2 separate regions of the Homo sapiens genome follow, and region 2 is linked to region 1. A link is a contact called in ENCODE Hi-C data. All regions are on one chromosome and are shown on one strand. The core of a region is the stretch at or near the end of the contact, and the rest is flanking DNA. Distances in the headings are between cores, read along the strand shown. Region 1 has its middle 90 kb from the start of NAMA. Region 2 has its middle 140 kb from the start of NAMA.

What was found. A loop is a pair of places that touch in the nucleus more often than their neighbours do. Pooled maps may share reads with other maps.
Region 2: a loop to region 1 is called in a pooled map, with 2.2 times the contacts of the local background. The contact joins two enhancer-like sites. A Hi-C loop is called at or near these places in 2 of 168 maps with a recorded cell type or tissue (endothelial cell of hepatic sinusoid and posterior vena cava), 1 of 37 single-sample maps with no recorded cell type and 5 of 50 pooled maps.

Annotation. Positions count from the first base shown.
Region 1 is chr9:99,464,374-99,467,138 of GRCh38, reverse strand. No RefSeq gene overlaps it. Among named protein-coding and RNA genes, the nearest start is that of NAMA, 90 kb to the right of the region's middle. Within about 2 kb of position 1,278, at least 3 of the 41 ENCODE cell types and tissues checked have a DNase peak (open chromatin) inside an H3K27ac peak, as active enhancers do.
Region 2 is chr9:99,514,894-99,517,617 of GRCh38, reverse strand. No RefSeq gene overlaps it. Among named protein-coding and RNA genes, the nearest start is that of NAMA, 140 kb to the right of the region's middle. RefSeq lists an enhancer at 1,284-1,343. Within about 2 kb of position 1,302, at least 3 of the 41 ENCODE cell types and tissues checked have a DNase peak (open chromatin) inside an H3K27ac peak, as active enhancers do.

The sequences.
Region 1 (2,765 bases), core at 29-2,528:
ACAAGTATAATTTGGGCCCCATAGTGTGCATGTTCTGGTGTAATCATATTTCTCTTTTATTTTTCATAGTGCTTTCACATTTGTTATCTCACCTAGTTCTCTCAACAAGTCTATGAGGCAATGCTATACACATTTTACACATGAGGAAACAAAGGTCAAGTTCATGTAGCCAGTGAATGAGTGGCATTCAAGACTCAACTTCAGACTTCAGACTCTTCTATAGCTACATTTGTACTAAAATTTCAAAAAGAGCAAATATTTGTAAAGTGGCTTTATGTTTGCAGGGCACTTCTATATACACCATCTTATTGAATCCTTAGAAGTACTCTATAGTATAGGCAGAGCAAGTATTTTAATCTTCAGTTTATAAGTTACAAAAACTGAAAACCTGAGCCTCAGGCCCTATAGCTAGGTCTCAGGTCAATGGCAGGGACTGGATTTAAAAATGGAACTTTGAAATGCATGTGTCAAACACTTTCAAGGACCCCAGAATCCCTCGTATCCCAGGGCTCTTAGAGATCTCACTATGGGCCCTCACTATGGGGAAAAACATCTCACTATTTTTTATTTTTCCACATTAAAAATATGTGGAAAATACAATCTAAGGTTAAAAAATCCAACCACTAGCTTGGGGTAACCACTGGGTGAAGTATGGCTGAGGTGTTTAAGGTAATAAAATCAGATGGTAGAGACCTTTGTTTTGTTACCTGAGGGCAACCAGCTTTTGGAGATGGGATACAGTGTATCCGAGATTAGAGTCAGTAAGTGAAGGAGATTTTACCCCTTATCTCTGTTCCCTATTCACTGTCTATCCTCATTGTCAGGAAGTTTTTTTTTTTATCTGTAAATGAATTCCCTCTTGCTGCAATTTGAGTCCTTCTCCTCTTGTTCTGCCCCAGGGGAGAGGAACCTGGTTTGCCATCAAACCTTTCCTTTCTGTGTATTTATTCTGCCCTGACTAGAATCTAGTTGCTAGTTGTCTGGGTTTTAGTTTCCTGTATTGCCTGTACACTTGTTCTGAATGATTTTGTAGAGAAAGCCCTTTCCTTTTTGAGAATCACAGTGGTTACTATGAAAGCCATCTTTTGGAAAAAAAAAAAAAAGATTAATTACCACCCAACTTTAGGTAGGATGAATTCCAGTTAGGGTCAGCATATAGGTCTGAGATGACGCGAAGACACAGAGCAGGGCTGGATGCCTTTTGTAACCCAAAGCTGGATGTGGGGAAGGTCTCAGACCAGGCCTTGTGGATATGTCTCTGGTGGTGTGGAGTGTGAGCCAGGACCTGGCTGACGGTGCCTGGGTCTCAGCCCGCAGGGGTTCGCCCTCTCTGTGAGGACTGTGTTCCTGAAGGGAAGTCACCCGGCAACTCCTGATTTGGAATTTTCTCTCCTCCCCACATGGAATAATTTATGGCAAGCCCTAAAATAAGCTCCTTAAAATATCCAAACAATGTTGTTGGTGGTTTTTTTTTTCCTTCCCCCTAAGCATTTTACATCCAGGCCTCCATCAAGCAAATTTCGGATAAAAGGTGATTAGTGTTTTGGCAGGATTTTCATGAGGCTTTCTCTTGTATTCCTGCCAAAAAGCTTGCCAGGCCCAGATTTGATTAAAATGGCAGTGGGCTCTGCTACTTGAATGTAATTAGAACCATTCATTAAAGCTTTTGCTGACAGTTTGGCAACCTGTGCATTTTTCAGAGTATGGCCAGCAGCCCATGGAAACAGCTCAGGGGAGGAGTACTGGCCCACCAGCCCAGGCCAGGCTGAGGAATGGGACATGCTCTATGGCCAGGAGATTTTTGCGTGGCCAGACTGGCATTCACAGCTAGGGAGAGCTCTTTTAATTGGATTAAGGGGGATGGGAGTGCTGCCTTCTCATCAAAACCAAAGCTTAAGCGGGAGGTTTTGTGGTGCCTTTCATAGCGAGTACCATGTGCTTAAGTTCCAGTGACAAGCACCCTTGAACAAACCCATCACATGCACAGAGCTGCGCAAGGTGGTCAGGCACGCCATAGCAATGCCAATGTCCTATTCTTTCTACCTCTGGTGCCTACTATAGGGCCTGATACTGAGTGGATACTCAGTAAATGTTAATGAATAAATAACAGCCAGATGAGAAGCAGAAAAAGAAAATCTTGTTTATTTTGAAATTTGTTTATTAGTTTTCAGAGGTGAGGTCTCCCTGCCCCCAGCCTTGCCCCCTCCAAGCCATTCGCCATGGTGATCTTTGTAAAAGGTGAGTCTGGCCATCTTTCTGCCTAAAACATTTCAGTGGCTCCTGTTATCTTCTGGATGAGGTCCACCGCCCTGAGCATGGTCTTGGCTGCCTCTTGAGCTTCAGCTCTCACCGCCTGCCCCCCTACTCCACCCCCACCTCTCCCCCATCCTTTGCTCTGGGCTCTCTGAATTCCAAGCAGTTCTTGGCATAGTCTAGGAAACTCTCACTTTTGGACAAGTTGCCTCCTCTACCAGAATACTCCCATGCCACTTTATCTTCATCCAGTTCACTTGTGCGTCTTTGGAATTATTGGGTTGGTGCAAAAGTAGTTGTAGTTTTTGCCACTGAAAGCCACTTCTTCCACGAAGTCTTCCGTGTGATACACAGAAGTCTTTCAGAATAATTTTTTGGGCCCTTATCGCTGTAACTAACACAGTCTGTTGATGTGGTCTGAGTCCATATGTCTCAGTCCCACTGAAATGTTCCCTCCCTGAGGGCAGGGACTATGCCTTATTTACCTCTGAATCCTCGGTGCCTAGCACAGG
Region 2 (2,724 bases), core at 53-2,552, 50 kb before region 1:
AAAATTGTACATTCAGTTGGGATGATGGTGATGGTTACACAACAATGGGAATGTACTTAAGCCACGAAACTGTACAATCAAAAATGGTTACAGGCCGGGTGTGGTGGCTCACGCTTATAATCCCAACACTTTGGAGGCCGAGGTGGGAGGATCATGAGGTCAGGAGTTCGAGACCACCCTGGCCAACATGGTGAAACTCCATCTCTACTAAAAATACAAAAATTAGCCGGACATGGTGGCGCATGCCTGTAATTCTAGCTACTCAGGAGTCTGAGACAGGAGAATCGCTTGAACCCGGGAGGTGGAGATTGCAGTGAGCTGAGATCACACCACTACACTCCAGCCTGGGGGACAGAGCGAGACTCCGTCTCAGAAAAAAAAAAGAAAAAAGAAAAAAGAGGTTACAGTGGTATATTTTATGTTATGTATGTTTTACCACAATAAAAAACAACAATGAAAGTTGTCATTTGTGGTACAGGGTTTCACAGTTTATAAACTTCTTTCATCTTTCTATGTGATCTTCAGAATAGCTTCACGAGATAGGCATGATAAGTGTTTGTATTCCTATTTTACAGATGGGGAAACTGAGATTCAAAGCAGAATGCCCTGCTGCAGTTTCCTCATCACAAATGTGCTGTTTTTTTCCATCATGCCACCATGGCTGCCTCTGGGCTTAGCACTGGCTCACTCTAGAACTGAAGATGTGTTCCTGGGCTCTGTGTCACCCAATGCAATGCCACACACTGTGGGTGTTCTGTGAACAGCTCTTGGTGTTGATGACTCAGATGTTGGGGAGAGGAAGGAAAAACTAACAAACAGGGGGATTTGACCAACACATATGCCAGGCACTGACCTAGGCTCTGTGAGCTCAGCAGTGAACCAAACAGATACAGCCACTGTGTTCATGAAGCTCAGAATCTCATGGGAAGGCAGGCACTTAGTCAATAAGTACGAAGCCAAAGCATGCACAAGCATGTGATGTGTTGCAGAGGAAAGGCTGCAGTGCTTTGGATGGAAAGAGTGGAGAAGCTCACTGACACTGTGGTGGTAGTCAGGGAAGGCTTCCCAGAGGAGGTGAGGCAGTCACAGAGACCTGTCAGAGGAGTGGGGGTGGGGGCAGGGCTGGCACTGAGGTTGGACCCAAAGGTTACAGGAAAGCTGGAAAGAAGATCATGACAAAGGTTCTGTTTTACTTCCTTTGTTGTGAAGTGAACTTCCTCAAAAAGCACCTTGAAAAAAAGAAAATGGTTTCAGGAGCTGTTATTTTTTGCCTCCTTGGCCTCAAAACTGAGCTGAACGGAGGAAGTTTAATGTGAAACTTTTGATGCACTGTGCGTTAATTAATTAATTAACGCACAGTGCATCGAATGTCAAAGGAATTTAATGGAGAAGCAAAGGCGCCCTTGAATGGACACCAAGCCTTTTGTTCTGCTCATGAAGCATGCCCACTTGCAGAAGCCCTCAGGGATTTAGGAACCTGCCTTCTGTCCCATTAGATGCTATTAGGGTGAATCCGAAGGATGTGAGAGTGAGTGGGCTAAGTAGCTAAGCTATTTAGAGTGAGTGAGTTAAATAGCTAAGCAGTACTCCATTGCCATTCTCTTCCCTCTCTACTCACACCCCTGCCTGGGCTTCTCACAGCTCTGAGAAGCTCTGGAGTACTCCTTTTCCTCCTCACTTGAGACTATCTCAAGAAATCATGGTGTAGAGACACTAGCAGCGTAATCTGTGGACTCTTACATTGTCTTGGTGTTTTTTTCCTTATTAATTCCATGGCCACAGTTTTCTCACCTGTAGCATGGCGGATGATACTGCCTTCTTCATAAGATTAGTCCTTTGAATTTTTTAGAATTTGCATTTCATAGATGCAACAACAGGACCCAAAAATTTAAGTGATTTGTGCAAAGTTACACAGCTAGTAACAGCAATCAGAAATGGAGCTCAGGTCTTCTGTTTCTAAATCCAGTGTTCTTTCCACCAGCAAAGCTTCCCAGCCATGGCATATCGATGGGTCCTCAGTATCCAAAATGTCAGTGTCCTGGGATGACCAGGTAAGGCCTGGGGCTGCAAGGAAAAAGGTTGAGAGGCCCAGAATATAGGACCCTGTAGTTAAAAAAAAATTTGGATGTGCTAATGTTGCTATCACATCATTGAGCATAGGTTTAATTTTTTTATTATTATTTTTGTTTCAGGTTATTTGTTGGAAGCAGAATTATCTACTAGAATTGGCCTAGGAGTGTCACAGCTAGTAGTGTGTGTTAAATGGCACAGCTGTGGTATCATTAGAGCTCTACTTCCCTTCCTGCTGGGCAGCTCAGCGTCATGTGTTCCTGATCTCAGCCCTAGACTCCTGGGGTCACTGTCTAGTCATACTGTCTTTCTTAGTGTCAGAGTCAGCTTATGACACAGTCTCAAGGAGTCACTGCCACCTCTCTTATTTCCATGTCCCCAATTTCAAATTTATTTTATTTTATTTTATTTTTATTTATTTATTTTGAGATGGAGTCTCACTCTTGTTGCCCAGGAAGGAGTGCAATGGCATGACTTCGGCTCACTGCGACCTCTGCCTCCCGGATTCAAGCAATTCTCCTGCCTCGGCCTCCCGAGTAGTTGTAGTTGGGATTACAGGCATGCATCACCACACCTGGCTAATTTTGTATTTTCAGTAGAAACGAAGTTTCACCATGTTGGTGAGACAGATCTCGAACTCCAGACCTCAGGTGA